4 separate regions of the Mus musculus genome follow, and regions 1, 3 and 4 are each linked to region 2. Evidence: chromatin loops called from intact Hi-C (ENCODE). Cell type or tissue: heart. All regions are shown on one strand. Links, peaks and the distances in the headings refer to the core of each region. The heading gives the core; the rest is flanking DNA. Region 1 overlaps Ftsj1 (FtsJ RNA methyltransferase homolog 1 (E. coli)). Region 2 holds the start of Suv39h1 (suppressor of variegation 3-9 1). Region 3 holds the start of Ftsj1 (FtsJ RNA methyltransferase homolog 1 (E. coli)). Region 4 holds the start of Pqbp1 (polyglutamine binding protein 1).

Region 1 (5,658 bases), core at 443-5,442, 170 kb after region 2:
TCAACCCACTGAGGGATTTCTTTTCTCTTCTTTTTTCCTTTCTCCTTTCTCCTTTCCTTTCCTTTCCTTTCCTTTCCTTTCCTTTCCTTTCCTTTCCTTTCCTTTCTCCTTTCCTCTCCTTTCCTCTCCTTTCCTCTCCTTTCCTCTCCTTTCCTTTCCTTTCCTTTCCTTTCCTTTCCTTTCTTCCTTCCTTCTTTCCTTTTTAACAGACAGGGTCTCATTATGTAGCACTGGCTGGCCTGGAACTATTCAGACCAGGCTAACCTCAAACTTGTAGAGACTTGCTTGCACCCCACCCCTCCAAGTGCTGGGATTAAAAGTGAGTGACACCATGACCAAACTATTTTTATTATTTTTAATTGTGTGTTGTGTGTGTGTGTATGTGTGTCCTGGGTGTGTGCTTGTGAATGTAGGTATCCTGAGAGGCCAGAGATGTCTGCTCCTGTGGAAGTCATAGGCAGTTGTGAGCTCCCACACGTGGTTGCTGGAAACCAAACTCAGATCTTCTGCAAGGGCAATCCTTGCTCTTAACTAGAGAGCCAGCCTGCAGTCCCTATTCAGATTGTTCTTAAAGGTACCCTTTACTTGAACTTTAGAAGGGGAAAAAAGCAAATTTACCTTAATGTGTTAAGGTCAACAATGAATTTCATTGTCTTCCACCTGCCAAAGAAAGAGAAAAGGAACTCAGCTATTTGGCTACATTTTTCCATTTGTCAGTGGGCTGAGCTAGGGATTCTTAAAGAGATTGCAAGGCAGGAAAGGACCAGGAGAGGGAGTCAGTCAGGACAGAAACGGGCACACTGGGGAGATGTCATGGTGGGCTCAGAGGTACATATCCATACCTTGGGGTCTAGCAGGGTATGGATAGCCAGAGGCTGGGGCAACTTGTCCACACTGTTGATGGAGCATTCTTGGGGGAGGAGTTCCTTGGCCAGCTGTCCATTCTTCTTCAACCTGCAGGCCTCTTGGTATGGGGGTGCGATGGGGGGCTGTGTGGGTGGAGTATATTTGTACTCAGAGCCACCGTCTAGCTGTAGGACACAAGAGATGATGAGGATCTGCCAGTCCAAGACAATCTCCTGCCCCCTGCCCCGCTGGCTGGACACTCACATCCAGAGAGTAAGTGCGGTCCGAATCGTAGGCGCTGAGGTCCCCACAGGCCACAAAGGGCACAATAACACGGGTGGGACCATCCAACTGGTTGAAATCTGTATCTTAGAAAGAGGCAGAGTGAAGATACAGTCTACACCAGCACTGAAGTCCCCCTCCCCACCATCATGGTCCTTTTTCCCTCTGGTGCACATTCCCTTCTGATCACTGTTGCTAAAATGTCAGCCTGTGGCCTGGCTTTTTCACTGTACCATGCCCGCTCAGCGTTTTACCAGTACATTCTACCTTGTCTCATGCAAATAGGATCTACAGAGACAGGTTCCACCTTTGCCTATCAGGTTAGAGGCTACAGACTTCCACAGGGGACATGTTTAATACAGGTGAGCTTTCTACCTGAGGGGTTCCCTAAGGTAGACACTTAGGATCTTCCCTGGGTGAATGCTTAGTTTGCTGCAACAGAATTTCTACCAGGACCAAGGCTACCATTGGAAGACTATCTGAAATATCCCTAAGGGGGTACAACTGCCATCGGAGTGTGAGGCAGAGGGCTCTCAACAGACACAAGGTGAAGCAAGCCAGTAAAGAACATCCCTCCATGGCCTCTGCATCAGCTCCTGCTCCCTGACCTGCTTGAGTTCCAGTTCTGACTTCCTTTGGTGATGAACAGCAGTATGGAAATGTAAGCCGAATAACCCCCCCCCCCCCAAAAAAAAAAAGAGACACAAGGCACACGGAGCTGGTAAAGTTTTCCCAGGCATGGGTCACCACCAGCTCTGGCTCTCACCATATGAGTGGTTCAGCAGGGGTCTGGTCAGGTCTGGAATGAAGCCCTCAGGAGGGTCATAACCCTGACACACAGCAAAGGCCTCTGTGGGGGAAAACCTGGAGTGAGGGGTGACTCTCTGTCACCTCAACCTTGTGCAGACACATGGCCAATCACCCCCTTGCCAATCAGGCCTCCATGTCACCCACCCACTGACCAATGCTAGAGTTCCGGCTGCTCTTGGGCTTAGCGCAGAGCACACTGGAGAAGAAGATACGTAGTTGGCTGTAGAGCAGGGTCACATCCCGGCCTCGGAATATCTGTAGGGTGTGGAAGGCAAGCTATAGAAGTAAGGGGGCCCTTTCCCGGCAGGGACCTTTCTCACCACTCCTGCAGGATCCCCAAGGCTCACCTTGGCCACGAAGCAGCCCCCTAGCTTCAAGACATGAGTAGCGATGTTGAGAGCCTGCAAAAAGGAAAGGCGGGTATGGTGGAGGCAGAAGCAGGCAAGAAGGGGCCAAAGGAGGGCAGAGGCAGCCACCAGGGTTACTCACAGCTAGCAGAAGCTGGGCCTGCATGTACTCATCCACATCATGGAGACCAGTGACTGTAGCAAGAAGAACAGCATTAGGGGACTCTCTGACTTGACATGTCTTCTTATACCAGAGATTAGAAAACCAAGGATGTTTTTCAGGCCTTCTTACTGTGAAGGTTCTGGAAAGAGCATTGTCTTCCAACTAGAGTTTGAGCCCCGAGTGCTTAGCAACCTGGGAAGTCATTTTAATCCTGGAAAACTACTTGTCCTACAAGCAGCACTAGTATGTCTACCTCTACCCAGATGGCTTCGTGGGGCTGTATTGATAAACCAACCCCATAGGTGCAACCAGTTCAAAAGCAGATTTCTACTTCCTTCTCTATTACCAGTTTCTTGATGTTTCTCAGCTCATCCGATCTTCTAGTTACTCATGTCAAAAACCTTAGTCCCTGTGACCAACTTTGGCCCGCATCATACTCACATTCCAGACCTTAGCAGATCCAGCCCATTCTATTTTCAAAGTGGGACCATTCTCTCCTTACCTGTGACTGGAGCCCCCACTGTTATAAGTTACTCTTTTGCACTACTGCAGTGGCCAGCTCCTCTTGGTGTGTGTGTGTGTCTGCTTCCACCTCTGCCCCTCACACTGCTCAAGAAGCCTAAGGGATACTTCCTTGGTCTACAACCCTCAGGCTTTCTCCAAGTTTGCACTATCAAGGGCAGTGCTGTAACTGACAGCCCTGTTAGCCCCTTCGCTATCAATTCTTTCTGATGATAAGTCAATACAGCCTTTCCTATCTATTTTATTTCAAATCTCAGCAGGTAGTTTTTACTTCCTCAGCCTGTCTTAGTGACTTCCCTACATGATCTATTACCTGTTCTATCTTTTTAAAAAGTTTATCTTTTTATTAAAAATTGTAGGGATGGAGAGATGGCTCAGCGGTTAAGAGCACTGACTGCTCTTCCAGAGATCCTGAGTTCAATTCTCAGCAACTACATGGTGGCTCACAATCATCTATAATGGGATCTGATGCCCTCTTCTGGTATGTCTGAAGAAGGCAGCTACAGTGTACTCATATAAACAGAAATAAATTTTAAAAAATTGTGAATTGCTATTCATTTTGTGTATTTTTAAAACATTTTATGTATGTGTGTCTGCATTTTGTATGTCACATGCGTGTGCCCATGGGGACCAAAAGAAGAGTGTCAGATCCTCTGGAGTTTAAGCTATAGGCAGTTGCAAGTCACCAGGCATGGATGGCTCTCAAATGAACTCAGTTCCCTGGAAGAATAACAAGCATTCTTAACCATTAAGCCAGCCCGCCCCCCCATTTTTATTTTTTGAGAATGGGCTGACCTTGAGCTCCAGTGATCTTTCTGCCTCAGTCTCCCAAGATCTGCAATTACAGGCATTGAGCCATCAGATCAACTGTCTCTCTTTTTAAAGATTTTATTTATTTAATGTATATGAGTACACTGTCACTATCTTCAGACACACCAGAAGAGGGCATCAGGTCCCATTACAGATGGTTGTGAGCCACCATGTGGTAGCTGGGATTTGAACTGAGGACCTCTGGAAGAGCAGTCAGTGCTCTTAACTGCTGAGCCACCTCTCCAGCCCTCAACTGTGTCTTTTCTATGCAATCCCACGGAAACATTGACTTCACAAGGCCAGAGACCAGTGGAATTTATTTATGCACACTTTCCCAACACAACGTGTGGTCAGAAAATGTTTTGAATAAATGGGTGGCAAAAACAAACAAACAAACAAACAAACAACCAACCCACAAATCAAAAACCAAGCACAGGATTGGCCAGGCTCTCAGATGAGAAGGCAGGGGGCTTGACACACAGTCTAGCACGAAGCTGACGGGCGGGGGTAAACCTTAGCAGCAGAAGACTTGCCTCGCACACATGAGGGTTCATCTATTTTTAGCACCACAAAACAGTCCAAAAAAAAAAAAAAAACCAAACCCAAACAAACTTGAAAGGCAGGGAGGAGGAGGATGGGCAATGAGGGCGGAGATAGGGAGAGACTGCCAGAAAGGGGGGAAATGGAAAGAACAGAGGGAAAGAGGGAGAAAAAAAACTGAGCTAAGAGACAGAGGTCACCCTCACAGCGCATTTACCATCAGGAGCCCCGTCACACACTACTAGGTCAGCAGGGCAGCCTTCAAAGTGCTGGATGATCTCCTTGGCAGTGGAAAGCTATGGAGAAAGGGGGGTGAACAGCCTTAGTACCCCTCTGCTGCCCTCACCCTCAAATCCCACCTGCCTACAGCCCTCGCCTCAAAGCCTTGGGGACAGCCATGTTCTGGAGGCTTTGTCTGACTAAGACGTAGTTGGATCTCTGGGGAACCATCCTCACCATCTTTTGGTGTCTCTGCAATACAGTCTACGCACAGGGGGTCAATCTCCGTCTTTCTCAGGTTCTGTCTTTTGGTACTGGGACAGAACCCAGTATGCTCTGTTTATACCACATGAGGGTTCTAGCACTAAGCTACATATCCAGTCCCCTCCTCTTTCTTATTTACTCTTTTAGAAAACATTTTTAAGAGCACGCCTTTAATCCCAGCACTCGGGAGGCAGAGGCAGGCGGATTTCTGAGTTCGAGGCCAGCCTGGTCTACAAAGTGAGTTCCAGGACAGCCAGGGCTACACAGAAACCCTGTCTCGAAAAAACAAACAAACAAACAAACAAAAAGAAAACAAAAAAAAGAAAACATTTTTAAGGGGCTGGTGACCTGGCTTGGTAGGTAAAGCACTTGCTGCCAGGCCTTGTGACCCAGAGTTCCACTCCTGGAACTCAGAGTGGAAAGCGAAAACTGACTCCTCCAAGTGATCTCTGACCTCTATACGAACACCATGGCACCCGACCCCTCCCCCAAACACACATACAACAACTAATAACAACATTAATAAACTAATTAGAAATGCTCTCGATTTCCCTCTCTCCCTTTCTTCCTTTGTTTTTCTTAAGGTATATGGGTATTTTGCCTTTATGCATGTTTGTGCCTCACATGTGTGCCTGGAACTGGGGGAAGGCCAGAAGAGGGCAACTGATTCCCTGGGACTGAAGTTGCAGACAGTTGTGCGCCACTGTGTGGGTGTTCCGAATTGAACCCATATCCTCTGGAAGAGCAACCAGTGATTGCCCTTAACTGCTGAGCCACCTCTCCAGCCCCTTAGATATTTTAAAACTGCATTTATTTGTTCATTAATTGTGTGCGTGTCTGGGTACATACGCATGT
Region 2 (5,658 bases), core at 327-5,326:
AGCATGCTACTTTCAGTGGGCTCCTCTAACTATCCTGCTACTACTTCTGTGGCATCAGTAACTGTTTATGGTTGGGCACTCTACCTGTTGCCATCTTTTACTTCCACTCTTAGGCACAAAGTATCAACTTGGTAACTAGTTTTGTATTTCTAGGTGGAAACAAACATGCATTGGAGGATTCATTCTGCCTCTTGTTCTCTGAGAAAGCCACTTTATTTCCCTCCCTGTAAAATGGAAATAAGAGGGTCAATTCATTCTATTTCCCCCCAGGAAGAATCAGAGGAGAAAAATCCTCTTTGCAAACAGATGTGGGGTTGGTGGAGAAGAGGGTCCCCTGCCAGTGTAGTATCTGTCTTTCTCTCTCTCTCTCTCTCTCTCTCTCTCTACACACACACTCACACCAGACTTACACGGATCTTCTTATAATCACACAGGTATTCAACTTCAAAGTCATACAGATTCTTCTTAGAAACACCAAGGGCAGGACAAGAAAGCTTGGCTAGTCGGCACAGGTCCTGCAGTTGATTCCAAGAAGATTTACAGCACACACTGCAACCTAGAATGAGAAGGCCAAAGACTCACAAAAATGTAATCGACGGGCCTTACCCAAAGCTAAGATCCTCTGCAACAGGAAGTGCCAATTCCTTGAACCCTAATGCTCAATTCTCAGGGCAACACCTGGAAATAAGCCTACACACCAGGAAGCATCAACCTGTCTTTCCCTGCACATGGAAGGGTCCAGTTCTCCTATCAGAGGACCTATGCCCTCATCTGGGAGAATCTTCTACTCCAAACTCTGGCCCCCTAACTCTGGAATGGCAAGGATGAAGTGGCGCTTGTAGCAATGGGCCCGTCCATAAAGGGATCCACTGGCAGAACATCCAAGGCCTTAAGCTGCCTGCAGACTTACCTTCGGTCAGAGCCTTAAGCAATGCTCTTTGCACTTTGCAAAAGACTGGGGTGCGTTAACTAAGAGAGTCAGGGTAGGACAAAAATCCCTAGGGCAACAAACAGAGGTGTTGCTATAAAGTCTTCACTTATCTGAAACTCCTGGGCCACTGGATTTTGGAATTCAAACATTTGGGAATTTTACACAAGTAATTTTAGGCGAATTCCTGGCATAGGACATTAAGCCATCTATACTCAAAACACATTAACAGCAAACACATCTATAGCAAAAGCCTTGATTTTTCACATTAAATATTCTCACTGAATAATTTCACTTTTAAAAATCCCTTGCCATGATTAGTGACACATTTAAGAAAGACTTTTATTTCAAAGGACTTTAGGTTTTGTAATTATAAAGATTGTAGAAAGATATTACATTAAACTGGGCATAGTGGTGCATACCTTTAGACCCAGGAAAGGCAGAGACAAGCTGATCTCTGAGTTCTAGGACAGCCGTAGTCTGTCTCAAGGAAAAAAAAAATCCCTGTCTCGGGGGTGAAAAGTACAACTCAATTCGAAGGGATCTGCTCTCAATTCAGGAACATGTAAACAATACATGTGGTAGGTAAGCCCCGACAATGACTCTTGGTCACCAAAATTATTGTTCAAGAGAAGCGGATTTAAAGTATACACATTTTTTTGCTTCAGAGCACATCCCTTCTTCAACGTAATTTTAGAAGCCATTTTTAAAAAATCAAAATATGTCACAAAACCACTTGATGCTAGGTGTATGCTGTCAGTAGCCAATGCCATCTTTTAAGGATGGTTTTTTTCTCCTCCCATCATACGACTCAAATCTAAAACAATCCTAATAAGATGCTCTAGATGGTAACCTAAGAACACACAAACACTTCAAAAGAAAAAAAGATCACTGCGTACATATACACTGATCCTTTTTTATCCAAGGCCCAGCAGAGACTAATCCCTCTCCTCCGAGGCCTCTCGGTTCCCGGAGCCTCTAACCTGCGTCTGGAACGCCTTTGAAAGCCCCAAGAAGTGGCCTGCAAATACCATTTGCAGTGCCAGCAGCCGCACTCCTCCCCACCGCAGCTCCGGCTCACACTTGTGGAATCTCTTCTCAGCGCTCTACTCGAGGCCGAGGAGCCCGCCCAGCACGCACAAGTCACCCCTCTTTTCCTGCACATGGAGGAGCCGAGCCCTCCTCTCACCGAGGCCCCCCCACCAAGTCCCGCTTTCCGGGGAGACTCGTCTACCCGAAAACCCTGCCCCCATCTCGCCTCGATCCCTTTCCCACCTAGAGTCGCCGGCTCCCCCATTTTGAGAAGGGGGTCCGTTCCACTTCTTCCTCCCCTTCCGGCGTCTCCCGTGGAAACCGAAAGGGTAACGGTCACTGAGAGCCGCCTTTTCCCGCGCGTGGCCGCAACCTTCTCCTTCAGGACTCTCTCTCACGCGCGTAGGCGCGCCGGCCAGCCGCGCGCGGCCGAGAAACCCCGCGCGCGGCCTGCGCAGCCCCGCGCCCCCCGCGGCCGAAGCACGCGCCCCCTCCCCTCAGCCCCGCCCTGCCCGCGCGCCGGGCCCGCGCTCTCGGCCCCCACGTTTGCCGCGCCGGCCTTCCAGCTCCAGGCTCCGTAGCTCCGGACGCCTGGCCTGGAGCCCCGGCCACCTTCCCTCCATTCTACTCGGCCGGGCCAGTAGCTCGCGTCTCTAGCACCACAGCTTCACCTTTTAAATTTTCCGCCATCTTTCTCCACAGCTAACAACATTCGGGCCTAACCGGCCTCGCGAGAAGAGAGCGCGCGCGGGCGTGGCCGGGGACGCGCAGTCGATTGGCCGCTCCTCGCCGCTCGCAGCTCCGGCTCGGACCAACCGCGGAGCTGTGCCTGGACTCCTCCCGTCACCAGGAGTGGTCTCGAGAGCCCGTGCTCGCTGCCTTTATTCAGAGTGCGCCTGCGCAGTAGCAAAGCTTGCCTTTGCTCCAGGACCCGCCCCTTGTCAGTCATATTGCTAGCCAATCGCGGCGTCAGCCAGTCATAAAGGGCTTGTTTTGTGCAACCCCAATTCTGCCAGTCATTTATTTTAACCTCGCGCAGGCATTCACTGCCAGGGTGGACCTAGAGCCATATATATAGGTGCTCAGCCAGTCACCTGATTGAAATAAATAATAAGTCGGTCGCCGCCATCAGATGTCCGTTTCCATCACTCGCTTCTTCATTCACACTCAGTCAATAGTAGCATCCATCTGTGCCCTGCAGCCGTCTGAGTTCATAGAAGCACAACCCTTGTCAGGCAGCCTGCTATTCCCTCAAACTGTCCCCATCACATTGTTAGCCAGGCAGCCCTTTCTCCATCTTCCTTGAAGGAGACGTCTCAAACTCCAATGGCCACCCATGTCCCGAAGTGGACTGGGATTAGGTCAGGACAAATTATTGTCAGCACCCATGTAAGAGCCACACCCAGCGACAAAGTGCTGGAGGAGGGAGACAGGAGCCCCAAGCTTGCTCTTAGAGGACAGAACCCATTCCTGTAAGCTGTCCTCTGTTCACACCTGCACTTTGGTAGGTGTATACACACATACCCCAAATAAATTTAATATTAAAAAAAATACAATGAGATCAATCAAGGATGATGCTTACCATTGACCTTTGACCTACATATGTGTCTGCATACACACATACACACACCCAATAAATGTAATAAGAATTAAAAAGAAAATGGATCACAATCAAGGGAGATGCCTGCTGTTGACCTCTAGCCTACATATGTGTATGCACACGTACACAGTCCACAGTAACACGCACATATACCAGAAGAGTTAGAAAGAGCCAGGATTTCGCAAAGTGCAATTATTACAGATTTACAGACGTATTCATATCTCTAGTGTCAACAAGACATGAGAAACCCTATACTGCACAGCAGGAGGACAGAGTTACGTGCTACACAAACTTCAATGTGGCCCATCAATTATTTTTCTAAATCCATTTCACTAAATATCAGCTTAAAGTAATTTGGGCATCAGTAGTTATCATGAAATGCTTCCCTGACTTATCTTTTTTTTTTTTTTAGATTTTCTTTTTTTTTCCTTTTTTTAAAAATTGGTTATTTTATGTATTTACATTTCAAATGTTAAACCTTTTCCCTATTTTCCCCCTGGAAACCTCCTATCCCATCCTCCATCCTCCCTGCTTCTATGAGGGTGCTCCCCTACCACCACCAAACCACTCCCGCCTCACCACCCTAGCATCCCCTTACTTGCTGGGGCATCGAGCTTCCACAGGACCAAGGGCCTCCCCTCCCATTGACGCCAGATAAGGTCATTCTCTGCTACATCTGCAGCTGGAGCCTGCCTTATCTTAATGGCTTTGTTTATCCTATAGGTTTGGAAAGTATGCTGAGGCCCTGTGCCCTACCACCACTGAAGTTGACTAAAATGGCTGTGGTCAAGTCAAGCTGGGTTCCTATAATGACTCTATCTTTTCTCATTTCCATTATGGGTCAATCTTCTGAAGTGTTAGGTTCCTCAGAGAGACTTGGATTCTATCAGGATACTTTGCAACCATGCATGTATCTGAGGGGGACGGGGGAGCTTTCCTGACAGAGCTGTTCCTCAGCTAACCCCGGGACTCATTCATTCTCCCTCTCACCTTTTCAGATAAGCAGGTAGTCAGTCTAGGTATCCCACTGACCGTACTACCTGTGGATGTTTAGTCAGAATGCTCAGTATCATGTGACTCAGCCTAGGTAGACAACCAGCCATCAGAAATAGCTGCCTAGCTGGAGGTTCCATACTCTTTGATCAGCCAGCTTGAAATCGACAAGATTACCTCTGTAATTAGAGCACCCACATTCATTTACTCGTGACTGGAAAAAGCCAGATTGGGAACAAAGAAAAAAATCTATTTAGAAAGTCGGCAAACAAAAGAAGATAGGATACTATCTCAAACGGAGACCATTTTGCTTAGAGTCTGCAGGTATAAGGCAACTGAGGGAGCTGAGGAAAGTTATCTTTCTAGTTTGAGGAGGGCTGGATGGTCATAAATTCCACAGTGGCCTGCTTTTCCGACATGTAAACTGTTATTTTCTAAAGTTTCTTTGGTGTTCTGGAGTCTGTAAATCACAAGAAAAGTTACTGATTAGCAAGTTTTCTGACTCATTTCTTGATGTCAGGAAGTTATTTAACCTTGTGATTTAAGATACCGAATGGGGCAGGGAAAAGGGGCACAAAGCACCTTTGCCAGACAATAACGTAAGTGATCGAGCAGCCTCACTTGGAGATGCTATGTACAGCAAAGCTAGCAGGAGACAAAACCGTGTGCTGTCGAGACCTCCAGAATTGGGGAGTTTTTGGAAGCAAATGAAGCTATGGAGTTTCTTTCAGGGCGTCCTTGGCTTTACAGATCCAGACATTCTCTCAGGCCAGAAGTGGTTCATAGAAGCCAGAATGGCGCTTTAGCCATTCGCAGCATCTGGTAGTCTGGTCAGCCGCGGTGACATGGATCGTCAGTGAATCAGCCTGTAAAGCTATCAACCCCAACCAGTGCTGGCAGGCGTGTCATACAGCCTGCATGTTCACTGTCTCAGAAAACTGCTACCTCGCATGCTCCTCTTGCTCTCCATCGGGGGTTATAAGGTTCCAAAGACTTCTCGGTTGTCAACTTCACTACATCTGAACTTGATGATTAAAACCTAAGTGACTAGGTACACCTGTGAGGGATTATTTGTGACAATCCTCCTTTTATATGGGCCACAACT
Region 3 (5,658 bases), core at 417-5,416, 180 kb after region 2:
TAGCTTCTATTTTGTCTTTCGTCACTGACCCCATTAGTTTAGCACTCTGCCTACGCACCTGTTATTCTCTCCAGAACCTCACCAATACGATTACTATGTAAACTGCCAAATAGCCACCACTTTTATTATTAGCCTTCATTAATTTTCCAGCAGACACAGCACCACGAGTGTAATACCTTCAAGACCCATCTTTTAGTAACATCCCTAAGACCATCTGCAGAGCCTCAAAGACCATCAGCCCATCAGAACCGCCAAATACCCTTCAAGTCGGCCCAGCAGATAGCAGATCAGTTGTGTAGCTCTATGCTGCACCCCGTTCGAGTTCACCTAACAATCTAGTTCCCTGCTCTAGGCAAGCTTCTCGGGGCTTGACTGAACTATGCAGCTGCAGTACCGAGAGTGAATCCCCTCATCCCGAGTTGGAGACAGGGCAGGCATGCCTCCAGTCTCGGTCCCTTTCAAGTCATCAGTGCCCTAGGACCTACCTCAGCTCTTGGATACAGAGCGTGGCTGTTCACCAGCCTCGAGAACAGTTTGCAAACTGAAAATTACAGACTCCAGTTGGTGTTCGGAGTGGACCCGAAGGCCTGTCGTACACGCCTAGAGGTTGTCGCCACGCGGTAAAGTTTGCTTTGTAAAACAGTTCAGTTCCACGGAGATCCAGACCGGAGCACAACGTATGACGTTAGTCTCGTCATCTTGTGTCGACATATCCCGGTCACAGGAACTTCAGTTCCCAGAATGCAACTGACATCGTCTGGCCAATAGTTTTGCAAGGCTTGTGAACCGGCTCTTTGTTCTTTGTTTCAAGGCCAGGGTCCTATAGCTGCGATCCGGAGCAAGATCCTGAGTTCTCGGCTAGTCTGGCTACACGGAGAGACCTTGACGTGGGAAACTTCCACCCCTCCCCCATCGCCCGCTCACTCAGACAAGATAACTTACTTGGCCGCCTTTTCCCTTTTACATCGGGACGGTTATTTAACCTATGTACTACATTTCCCAAAATTCAGCGGGCACGACCACGCCCATTTTTCTTTAAGTCTGGAGGGAAAGGAAATTACGCAAAGGGGGTGGAGCGTGACCACGCGAAGTGAAAAGTCTGTTGCGAAAGCAAGCTAACCTGGAGGCTACGGCGAGCAATTTTGAATTTTACTACCGGGAAGCTACCGCATACGATTTGCAATTTTGAATCCTACTTCTACCGGTTGACTGAAGTGCTTTCAATTTTGCCACCTTAGAACTTTAGTTTCCTCATCTGAAAAGAAGGGATAATCACCTATCTAGAATTCACGGTGTTAATCGGATGCACATCCTTTTCTAATTGTATATTTTCCAAATACTTTTTAATACATTTTAACCACCACCACTGCCCTCACCGCCTCCACCCGCACCACTGAAAAGCATGTCTACGGATTTGCGAGACGCACTGAGTAGAGGCTCTTGCCGCCAAATCTGACCACCCAAGTTCGATTCCCCATACACAAGGTCATGGATGGAAGAAGACTGATTCCTGCAAGTTGTCCTTTGATCCCCAACATGCGCACTTGTCACGCGCCCCCTCCCCCAAATAAATAAATAAATAAATAAATAAATAAATAAATAAACGGACGAACGAACGAATGAATAAATACATGTATGAATGAATAAAAGTTTTGTATTTTTTGTTTTTCCTTTTTCCTTCCTTCTCTCTCTTTCTTTCTTTCTTTCTTTCTTTCTTTCTTTCTTTCTTTCTTTCTTCCTTTCTTCCTTTCTTCCTTTCTTCCTTTCTTCCTTTCTTCCTTCCTTCCTTCCTTCCTTCCTTCCTTCCTTCCTTCCTTTCTTTCTTTCTTTTTGTTTTTTGTTTTTTGTTTTTTCGAGACAGGGTTTCTCTGTATAGCCCTGGCTGTCCTGGAACTCACTCTGTAGATCAGGCTGGCTTCGAACTCAGAGATCTGCCTGTCTTTGCCTCCCAAGTGCTGGGATTAAAGGCGTGCACCACCACTGCCCGGCGAATAAAAGTTTAAAGCATATATGCATGTATGAATATGTATATGTTCTTTAAAAATTCATTTTCTGAAGTGCTGAATTCAAATCCCAACAACCACTGAGCCATCTCTCCAGCCCCTATGTATGTGTTCTTGTGTGTGTGCTCATGTCATGACCTAGTGCATGAAACACAATAATTGAAAGTATTTACTGTGTATTAGGCACTATTCTAGTGCTCTCAGCAATGCGCTGGTAAATGGTTAACTGGCTTCTGGCAGGGTAGGGGATTGGGCCTGTTTGTAGCATTTGTTAGTTTCCATGGTTTACATATTATCTATCATCTGGTCAGATTTTAAGTCACCCATGTGTAGTCTAAACACAGGTGCAGCAGGACATCATTATGTATTAATTCGACCATACAAAAAGAGAAATGGCTTCAAGAACATAGGAAATGAATGCGATATAGTCAGATAACTGGGAAGTGATACATTTTGAGTATCTATTATGCATAAAAATCCTATCCACTTAATCGTTAAGTTCACAGTATTATTTTTCTTTCTCTTCCTCTCCCCATGGTTTCAACATAGGTCAAGCTGATCTCCAACCCACAAACCACTCCCCACCTGCCAAGTGCTGAGGTTTCAGCTTTTCCCACCCTAGTGTTCTGAATTTCTTATTTTATTTCTTTGAGACAGGTTCTCAGAGAGTTACTATGTAGCTCTGGGTGTCCTAGAACTCATTATGTAGTCCAGGCTAGCTTCAAATTCGCAGAGATCTGTTTGCCTCTGCCTTCTTAATGCTGAGATTAATCAGCATTTCATTTTAAAGATCAATTTAATTTTATATGTATGAGTGTTCTTTTTCTACATGTATATGCAGAAAACATGCACGTCTGCAGCTTAAGGAGTTCAGGAGGTGTCAGACCCTGGAATTGGAGTCAGGATGATGGTAAGCTATCATGTCAGTGCTGGGAACTGAAACTGGGTTTTCTTCAAGGGCAACAAGGACTTTTGACCACAGAGCCAACTCTTCAGCCCTAGCGTTTCAATATTAACAATAGTTATTTAACAGTCAGTTTACAAAATTCTCAAAATTGAACAAGCTTACTTGTGAAAACCTATATATGTTGTTTCCAGTGTACTGCTGAATTCTTAAAATGTTATTTTTAGGAGCTGGAGAGATGGCTCAATAGTTAAAATGCTCTTAATTCCCAGCAACCACATATGGGTGGCTCACAACCATCTGTAAAGGGATCTGATGCCCTCTTCTGGTGTGTCTGAAGATAGCAACAGTGTACTCACATACATAAAATAAATAAGTAATTCTTTAAAAAAGTTATTTTTAGATTTTATTTTGTTTTGTGTGTGTGCGTGTTTTTGCCTTCATATCTGTATGGGAATCAAAGGCATTCCTGGTGCCTTTTGAGGCCAGAAGAGGGCATTGGATCTCCTGGAACTGAAGAAAAATAGTAAATATTTTATATATTGTGTATCATGTATAAAACCTAGGCATCACCCTATACATATAACATACAGTGTATATGGTAATATGTCTCTATACATTTAGTAAGAAAACTATTAAATACAGGTATACTAGTAACTAGATAAGAGAATGTTTTAGGGGGCTGGTGAGATGGCTCAGTGTGTAAGAGCACCCGACTGCTCTTCCGAAGGTCCAGAGTTCAAATCCCAGCAACCACATGGTGGCTCACAACCATCCGTAACGAGATCTGACTCCCTCTTCTGGAGTGTCTGAAGACAGCTACAGTGTACTTACATATAATAAATAAATCTTAAAAAAAAAAAAGAGAATGTTTTATCTTTAAGGTAGGGTCTTCCTATATAGCCCACTCTGTCCTTAAGACTTGGTCCTCCTGCCTTAGTCTCCATAGCATTGGGATTACAAGTGTGACATACCATGGCCAGCAAATAGATGATGTTTTGTTGGGTGGCGAGAAAGTAAGATGAAAAGAACAGACAATAAAGAAAGGATTGCATTACCCTTTCTTCCTTTTGAGATGAGATCTTGAGAGGTTGCCCAGGCTGGCCTCTACCTTGTGGGCTCAGTCCATTTTTTCTGCCTCAGTCTTCAGAGCAGGAGCGCACACTCTGAGGATATTTGGAGGAAATGCATTGCAAGAAAAGGGAGCAGTAAACGCAAAAGGCTGAATGGGAAGAACTTCGGCAAGCATTCAGAGAACTAAAAGACGGACTCTCCATGTCTTTGAATGGTGGTGGTGCAGGGAGGGTGCGGGTGGGGGGGTTGGGGGGTGGGGGGGGTGGGGGGGGTGGGCGGGGTGGGGGGGGAGGCGATTGTGATGCTTTCTGCTGCCCCCTACTGCCTAGAACAGGGTCTGTTCTCAGTTCATAGCAACTAGCCTTTTGTGGCTGTTTCCTCATTTTCTTCTCAGTATGTTCTGTATTTTCTTTTATTGCCCAAGCACCCAGGGACCTATGCAAACAAGGTAAAGAGTTTTGAGCTGCACCCCCAGCCTCACTTTATGCTTTATTATTAATTTTTTTTTTAAGCAGAGGCTGGTGGTGCATACCTGGCAGGCAGAGGCAAGAGGATTTCAGTGAGTTTGAGGCCAGCCTGGTCTACAGAGTGCACTCAGGCCAGGCAAGGTTACATAGAAAGATACTGTCTCAGAAAAAATTGTGTGTGTGTGCGAGTGCTTGTCTGGAGGTCAGAGGATGACTTTAGGAAATTGGTTCCTGCCTTTCCCTTTGTTGAGCTAGATTCTCTTCTCTCACTGTTTTTGCTGCTGCTTTATGTAGCCCAGGAAGAAGGCAATGCTAACTTCTGGACTCCTGTCTCTGCCTCCCATTGGACTACATGAGTGCCAGGATTACAGATGCATGCCACTTCATTTGACTTTTACTTGGGTTTTGGAGATCCATCTTAGGTCATCTCTCTTGTGTGGCTATTGCATTTATCCATTGAGAAGTGTTGTGGACTCTACGCTGCTACTCTGTATTCTAGAGAGGTCCTAGGAAGAGACAGAAACATCCCTGAAGAACAGGGTTTTTGTTTGTTTGTTTGTTTGTTTGTTTGTTTGTTTTTGTTATTTTAATCTCTGGATAGGGGGCTGGAGAGATGGCTCAGCGGTGAAGAGCACCAGAGGTCCTGAGTTCAATTCCCAGCAACCACATGGTGGCTCACAACTATCTGTAATGGGATCTGATGCCCTCTTCTGGTGTGTCTGAAGAGAGCAATGGTGTACTCATATACATAAAATAAGTAAATAAATAAATCTTTTTTTTTTAAAAGAAATCTGTCTTTTTTTTGTTTTTGTTTTTGTTTTTGTTTTTTGAGACAGGGTTTCTCTGTATAGCTCTGGCTGTCCTGGAACTCACTTTGTAGACCAGGCTGGCCTCGAACTGAACTCAGAAATCCGCCTGCCTCTGCCTCCGGAGTGCTAGGATTAAAGGCATGTGCCACCACGCCCGGCTTTTTTTTTTTTTTTAATATCTCTGGGTGGGGCTGTGACGAGGCTCTGTTATGTGGCAAAAACCACTTAAGGGACCTGAAAGCCAAAGAAGGAGGGACAGCTTGGGATGCAGCTCAGTTATAGAGGAGCACTTGCCTGGTGTGTGTGTGTGTGTGTGTGTGTGTGTGTGTGTGTGTGTGAGGTCCAAGGATGGAGGCTCTAAATTGAGGCTCCATCACTACAGAAGAAACAAAATGTTACAT
Region 4 (5,658 bases), core at 362-5,361, 180 kb before region 2:
TATGGTAACACACAAATCCTGAAGCCTCTCTCTTACACATATGGTCTCTCTTCAGCCTCTCTCCGAGACTGCAAGAATCACTAAAGCATCCCTGCATCTGCCAACTCACCTGCATTATTGTTCCTGACTTTCTTGGCGGATTTGGTAACGACAAAGTTAGGATCATGTGGTGAGAGCCACGACACAAGGTCTGTCTCCACATTCCAATAGTAAGGGAGTCCGCTGTGGGCAGTGAGAGGGAGGGAGTGTCAGCTCAGATGTCCCTTATACCACCTGTCACCTCAACCTGCGTCCAGATCTGCTTCATGGTCCCACATGCACATCTCGTCCCTCTCGACCCACAGTAAGAGAGAACACAGGAAGGGCAAGGCCACCATGTTGTCCATGAAGTCCATCCCACCATGTTGGTAGGCTCACCAAGAAGGGTCAAACACCTTGTACCAGCTCGGTGGCAGACCCTCTATCCGGGTGGCCTCATAGTCAACAGGATCATCATCGTAGTCTTCAGCAATAATCTCTTCCTCTGGCTCTGGAAGAATGGGGAAGGAGAAAAGCAGTTGAATTACCCGATAGTGATGGTGTGTGTGTGGGGGTTCTCCTCCTATTCTCAGGCATGGAGACATGACTGACCACTCACATCTACACCACCATGCAGGGAAGACAGAAGTACATGCTCAGCGTTGATAATCTTCAAAAATTTGATATCCAATCAATTCCTGAGTTCAGATACCATGTGGCATTGTATTATCCCAACGTATTTCAATGAAATGGCTTGGAACAGTAGGGGGGTTGCCTAAAATAATGGCTAATCTATCCATATCCTGAACTTCAATGGGTTTCTGGCTCATGAATATTGGATAACAAGGAATTGATGTAAACATTGCTTTGACTCTATTCCTAGGGGCGGATATACAGCAAGCTTGCAGCAGACATCTAGTGATAGTAGAATAAAGATGGTGTCTCTTATCAGCCCAGTGCCTGGCCATCAGTAAGCACATAACAGATTTAAGCTCTGGGTATAATTAACAATAAAATGCATGTGCCTACAACATCATAGTGACACCAAAAGAGATGTCAGGTATGATTGTCCATATTGCTAATAAACACTATCAGCAGTGGGCTCAGTACTCAAAAAGATTTAAAAGAAACACTAATGATATGGGGTTTGCCTGAAGCCCTGGATTCATATCCTAACACCCCCAAGAAAACAAATATCAGTGGTCATTATTAGTACTGTTAGGCACAAAGTCTATGTCTGGCACAAAGTAGTCTTGTAATAGATGTCAGTTGTCCATACAATAATATGATGTACTTTTCCAGTGCCTAGCACACCATATAGGTCAAAACTCATGCCCCACTTTATTACTATTGGCAATAATGTATAATTAGCACCTAGTAATACAGTAAATCTTATTAAGAGATCATCTTTTTTTTAAAGATTTATTTATTTATTTATTATATGTAAGTACACTGTAGCTGTCTTCAGACACTCCAGAAGAGGACATCAGATCTCATTACAGATGGTTGTGAGCCACCATGTGATTGCTGAGATTTGAACTCAGGACCTTCAGAAGAGCAGTCAGTGCTCTTAACTGCTGAGCCATCTCTCCAGCCCCCAGATCATCTTTTTTGACTGTTAGCATATCATACGTGCCAGGCACTTAGGCAGCCTTAAATAAATGTTAATGGTTATGGTGCCCATCACCCAAGTACCTCTGCTGAGGTAAACATAGAGCATCAGCATCCTGTCACTGTATTTGGCACATAGGAGACTGCAGGATAGATCAGATGCCTTTTTGGACCCTTAATCCTAGCATTAGGAAAGCGGAGACAGGCAGATCTTGATGAATGCAAAGCCAGCCTGATATACAGAATGGGTCCCAGGCCTGCCAGAAGTACAGAATGAGACCATGTCTCAAACATTAATTAGTTAAATACCATGCAGTCATGGGTTTATTTTACTTATTTTCTGATACACACACATATATATACACATATATACATGTGTACATACACACACAGACACATGTATATCTGGCCTAGAATTCAGTATGTAAACCAGGCTGTCTCCTGTGATCCCTTTTACCTGCCCCAGCCATGCTGGGGACTACAGATGAATGCCACCATACTTATGTCTATTTGTTTTTTATTTTTTGAAGACTGGGTCTTGCCAAATTGCCATGTCTGGCCTTGACCTCCTGGACTCAAGCCATGTTTGTAGCTCAGCCTCCTTAGTACCTGAGATATTTGTACCTGCCACCGTGTCCACTTGATTCATGACTTAAATTAAAGCTATCCCTCCAGCCTTACACTTCACACAGCACCCACCAACCACGAAGAAGTAATGAATATCAGAAAAAATTATATTGACAACGAGATGCCTGCCAGGCCATGCAAGATACCAAGTATCAAAACCAAGGTGCCAGTCAAGGAGATATACTTCAATAGAGCGCATCCAAGAGCTCTGGTCTAACCCCAGCAGTACAAGGGGGCGGGGGAAGATGCACACTAGGACGGCAGAAGATGGCAGAGCACTTACTTAGCAAACACCTAGGTTCGACAGGGGCGGGAGGGGGCGGAGAAAAGGGGGAATAAAGAATAGAATAAACAGCAGAACGTCTATTAACACTGGCACATGATAGATGCATCTGCTTTTAGTTTTCTCACCCGGCTCCAGATGTTTGAGGATGCCCCTCTTCGCCAAGCGGGTCTGCAGCGCAACAGGAAGCGGCATAGTGGGTAGCTGACCAGACCTAGAAACAGACAAGACAGTACTGAAGGGCAGATCTGATTAACATTTCAATCTGGATAGCCAGTAACCACGCGTGTGTTCACACACACACACACACACACACACACACACACACACACACACACACACACACACCTACGTAACTGCAACAGTAGCTGGAAGAGAACAAAAATGCGTGCTAAAAGATAAAAGAGATATGTAGCAATATGGCCAGAATTAGGATCAGCAGAACTCTCCGGACCCAGGCACTGGAGACCGGATGGACCAAAGACCCAGTTCCTCTCTAGACCAAGGCTCCACCCATCACCCAAGGGACCAAGTGCCACACACCCGCAACCCAGAAATGGGATCACCCAACGTTCCTCAAAGTCCGCACGGTGGGCGGAACCAAGGCGCTAGGATGGGGGAGATACAATGCCAACGCCATCTCCAGCTTTAAAAGAAAGCTTACACCCCAGCCTTACCAGTACAACTGTGCGATTAGTCAAAGTCTATCTCCTTACCCTCCTCTCCCTCATTGGCACAGTGCTTACCAACACCGAAGGGCTCTTGGTTTAAAGCACAACAGGCTCCTCGACTCTCCCCAGGTGCAATTAACTGGTCGCATCCGACGCTTACATGGAACGGATGTGGCCCTTCTGGCTAGCCAATAAGAGCGCGCCGTTGGCCTTACGTAAGCAGAGAAGAACCAATTGTTCCCTTGGTCTACGTACAGCGCCTCAGAGCTTGTGGGCGTTTCGGAGCGGGAGGGGGACGGGGGGAGTGTCTCGCCCGCGCCACCGACTGCGCCAGGCCGGACTCTGGCGCCATGGAGGAGTACGCTCGCGAACCTTGGTACGGCGATGGGCACAGGCTTCGGGACAGTCCGCGCGACGCTCAGGCGGACAACGGGAGGCGGGCGGGGAAGGCAGGGGCTGCAGTGTCAAGTCCCTGACCCGGGAGGCTCGGAAACTTCACTGCCTCTGCGCATCCGGCATGGCCCCTCCCACTCGGACTTCGTCAAAAAACCGCCACCGTGGAGTGTCCCAGTATGTGCGGTGTGGGACAAACTATCGCACTGTTGCCCTGGCTCTTCTCCTAGACCCCCTTTGTGAGCCAAAAGAGAAACGCTGGGCAGATCCATTCCGGCGGTGAGGGAGGAGAGGCGTGGAGCCAATATCCACAGGGTTTCTTCGTGTCGCTTTTCTCAGGCTGGCTTTTGACATAGGATAGGGCATGTGTGAACTCACTGTGGGCTAAGCCAGATGGCACCTGGCTTTTCCGCACGGTCTTTTGATTTGTCCGATTTAGGTTTTAAAAGGACACAAGGGTTTCTCTGGACGTGCTTTTTGTGTCGAACCGAGTGTCAGTCACCCTGTTTATATTTTACTTAAATAACGTTTGCTAGTTAACACTATTGAAGCCTGACACGACAACTCCCCCCCCCCCCTCCCAGACACGGTTACTCTGTGGTGTAGCCCTGGCTGTCCTGGAACTCACTCTGTAGTCTTGAACTAAGAAATCCTCCTGCCTCTGCCCCCCAAGTTCTGGGATTAAAGGCGTGAACCACCCCTGCCAGGCACATGACAACTCTTACTGATTTTTGATAGTAACAAAAACCATTTTGTTTTTGGCTCCTGGTTCTAGGATTTGAGGGACTCTGTTCTTCAAATCTAGTTTCACGTAGAACTCTCTGAGAATACTGTATTGTCAGAAACAGTCATAGGGGCTCAGTGGTAGAGTAGTTGATTTAAGCAAGAGACAGATTGTGGGGGACAGGGGACCTAGATTCCAAAGCCATTTGATTTTTGATAATGACAAAAACAGTTGTATTGACGCTTGCTTGTAATCAAGAGCACTGCTCTGCCAGTAGTAAACCCATCGTTGCAAGGCTATGTGGTGAGACACCTCCCCCATCCCAAATTGTTTTCTCACTTTTGTACCACAGATAGATTTACAAACCTTTTCTTTTGGGGTTTGTTTGTTTTGAGACAGTATCTCACTATAGAACCCTGGCTGGCCTCGAACTGACTAGACTAGGCTGACCTCTGACCTCAGAGTGCTGGTATTAAAAGGCACAAACTTTCTTTGTGGGACAGGGTCTCCATTTAGAGCCCAAGTTGGACTGCCAACTTGTGATCCTCCTGTCTCAGCCTTCCAAGTGTTGATCACAGGTGTGCAGAAACACATCTGGTTTTCCTTTCTGGCTTTCTGGGGAATATAAAAAGTGTCAGAACTAATTTGTTGTCATCTAAGGTGTTCTGCATCAGTCCTGAGCTTCCCTGTTTGGTTCTCCAAGCAGGGCAGGGTCTCACATTAACCCAATCTTTTCCTTCCTGCTTGCAGCCCATGGCGAATTGTGGATGATTGCGGTGGAGCTTTCACCATGGGTGTCATTGGTGGTGGAGTCTTCCAGGCTATCAAGGGCTTCCGCAATGCCCCTGTTGTGAGTTGGGCCTTCCTCCAGTGGTGTGGGAATCTGCGGTCTTGCTGACATAGGAGTACTGCTCTGAGCATACTGAACATTCTGTTGATTGTTCACCTACTGTGTGTTGGGCCTGGCTTCTGGATTTAGGGTTTGAGGGATTCTGTTCTTCAACTATCCAGCTAGAACTCTGGAAATACTGTACTGTCAGAAACAGTCTTAGGGGCTAGAAGTATTTAGCTCAGTGGTAGAACAGTTGATTTAAGCAAGTGGGTGGGTGTGTATGTGTGTGTGGGGTGCCCACAGTTCCATCCTTAGAATTAGAATAAAAAGAAAAGGGTTAGCATCAAATTTTCAATGTGTATACACCGTAGATTTTACCACAAGACAGTCTTTGGGATAAAATTCTATATGGATGGTGGTGCCACACACCTTTAATCCCAGCCCTTGGGAGGTAAAGGCAGTCAGATCTGTGAGTTGAGGCCAGATCTGGTCTACAGAG

Evidence for each region. Hi-C counts contacts between places; a loop is a spot of excess contacts. Peaks named below come from ENCODE experiments on the same cell type or tissue, not always from the same donor. Only the 100,000 strongest peaks of a DNase experiment are listed, where the experiment ranks them.
Region 1: it touches region 2 in a loop (2.1-fold over the local background); 4 of 42 quality-filtered maps call a loop at or near these places.
Region 3: a loop joins it to region 2, with 2.6 times the contacts of the local background. A loop is called at or near these places in 4 of 42 quality-filtered maps.
Region 4: it touches region 2 in a loop (2.5-fold over the local background); 2 of 42 quality-filtered maps call a loop at or near these places.

Annotation. Positions count from the first base shown.
Region 1 is chrX:8,244,442-8,250,099 of GRCm38, forward strand. It overlaps Ftsj1 (FtsJ RNA methyltransferase homolog 1 (E. coli)), which reads right to left. Exons shown (of 13, transcript NM_001290430.1): 5 at 4,538-4,616; 6 at 2,428-2,480; 7 at 2,286-2,339; 8 at 2,091-2,193; 9 at 1,895-1,978; 10 at 1,111-1,208; 11 at 843-1,031; 12 at 619-660. The coding sequence ends at 634. Among named protein-coding and RNA genes, the nearest start is that of Ftsj1, 5.1 kb to the right of the region's middle. In heart, for the core only: a CTCF peak has its summit at 3,446 (motif pointing left); no DNase peak of the experiment used is centred there.
Region 2 is chrX:8,071,913-8,077,570 of GRCm38, forward strand. It overlaps Suv39h1 (suppressor of variegation 3-9 1), which reads right to left and starts at 2,848. Exons shown (of 6, transcript NM_011514.2): 1 at 2,632-2,848; 2 at 411-556. The coding sequence starts at 2,650. In heart, for the core only: a CTCF peak has its summit at 2,649; a DNase peak (open chromatin) is centred at 2,829; H3K4me3 peaks cover 2,836 bases; H3K27ac peaks cover 1,720 bases.
Region 3 is chrX:8,251,687-8,257,344 of GRCm38, forward strand. Ftsj1 (FtsJ RNA methyltransferase homolog 1 (E. coli)) reads right to left here and starts at 720. Exons shown (of 13, transcript NM_001290430.1): 1 at 486-720. In heart, for the core only: CTCF peaks have their summits at 3,247 (motif pointing left) and 4,327 (motif pointing left); DNase peaks (open chromatin) are centred at 765 and 1,005; H3K4me3 peaks cover 1,190 bases; H3K27ac peaks cover 1,075 bases.
Region 4 is chrX:7,895,884-7,901,541 of GRCm38, forward strand. Pqbp1 (polyglutamine binding protein 1) reads right to left here and starts at 3,117. Exons shown (of 7, transcript NM_019478.4): 1 at 2,888-3,117; 2 at 2,668-2,753; 3 at 418-529; 4 at 110-222. The coding sequence starts at 2,734. It overlaps Timm17b (translocase of inner mitochondrial membrane 17b), which reads left to right and starts at 3,453. Exons shown (of 6, transcript NM_011591.5): 1 at 3,453-3,586; 2 at 5,078-5,177. The coding sequence starts at 3,561. In heart, for the core only: no CTCF peak of the experiment used is centred there; DNase peaks (open chromatin) are centred at 3,188 and 3,428; H3K4me3 peaks cover 2,383 bases; H3K27ac peaks cover 1,882 bases.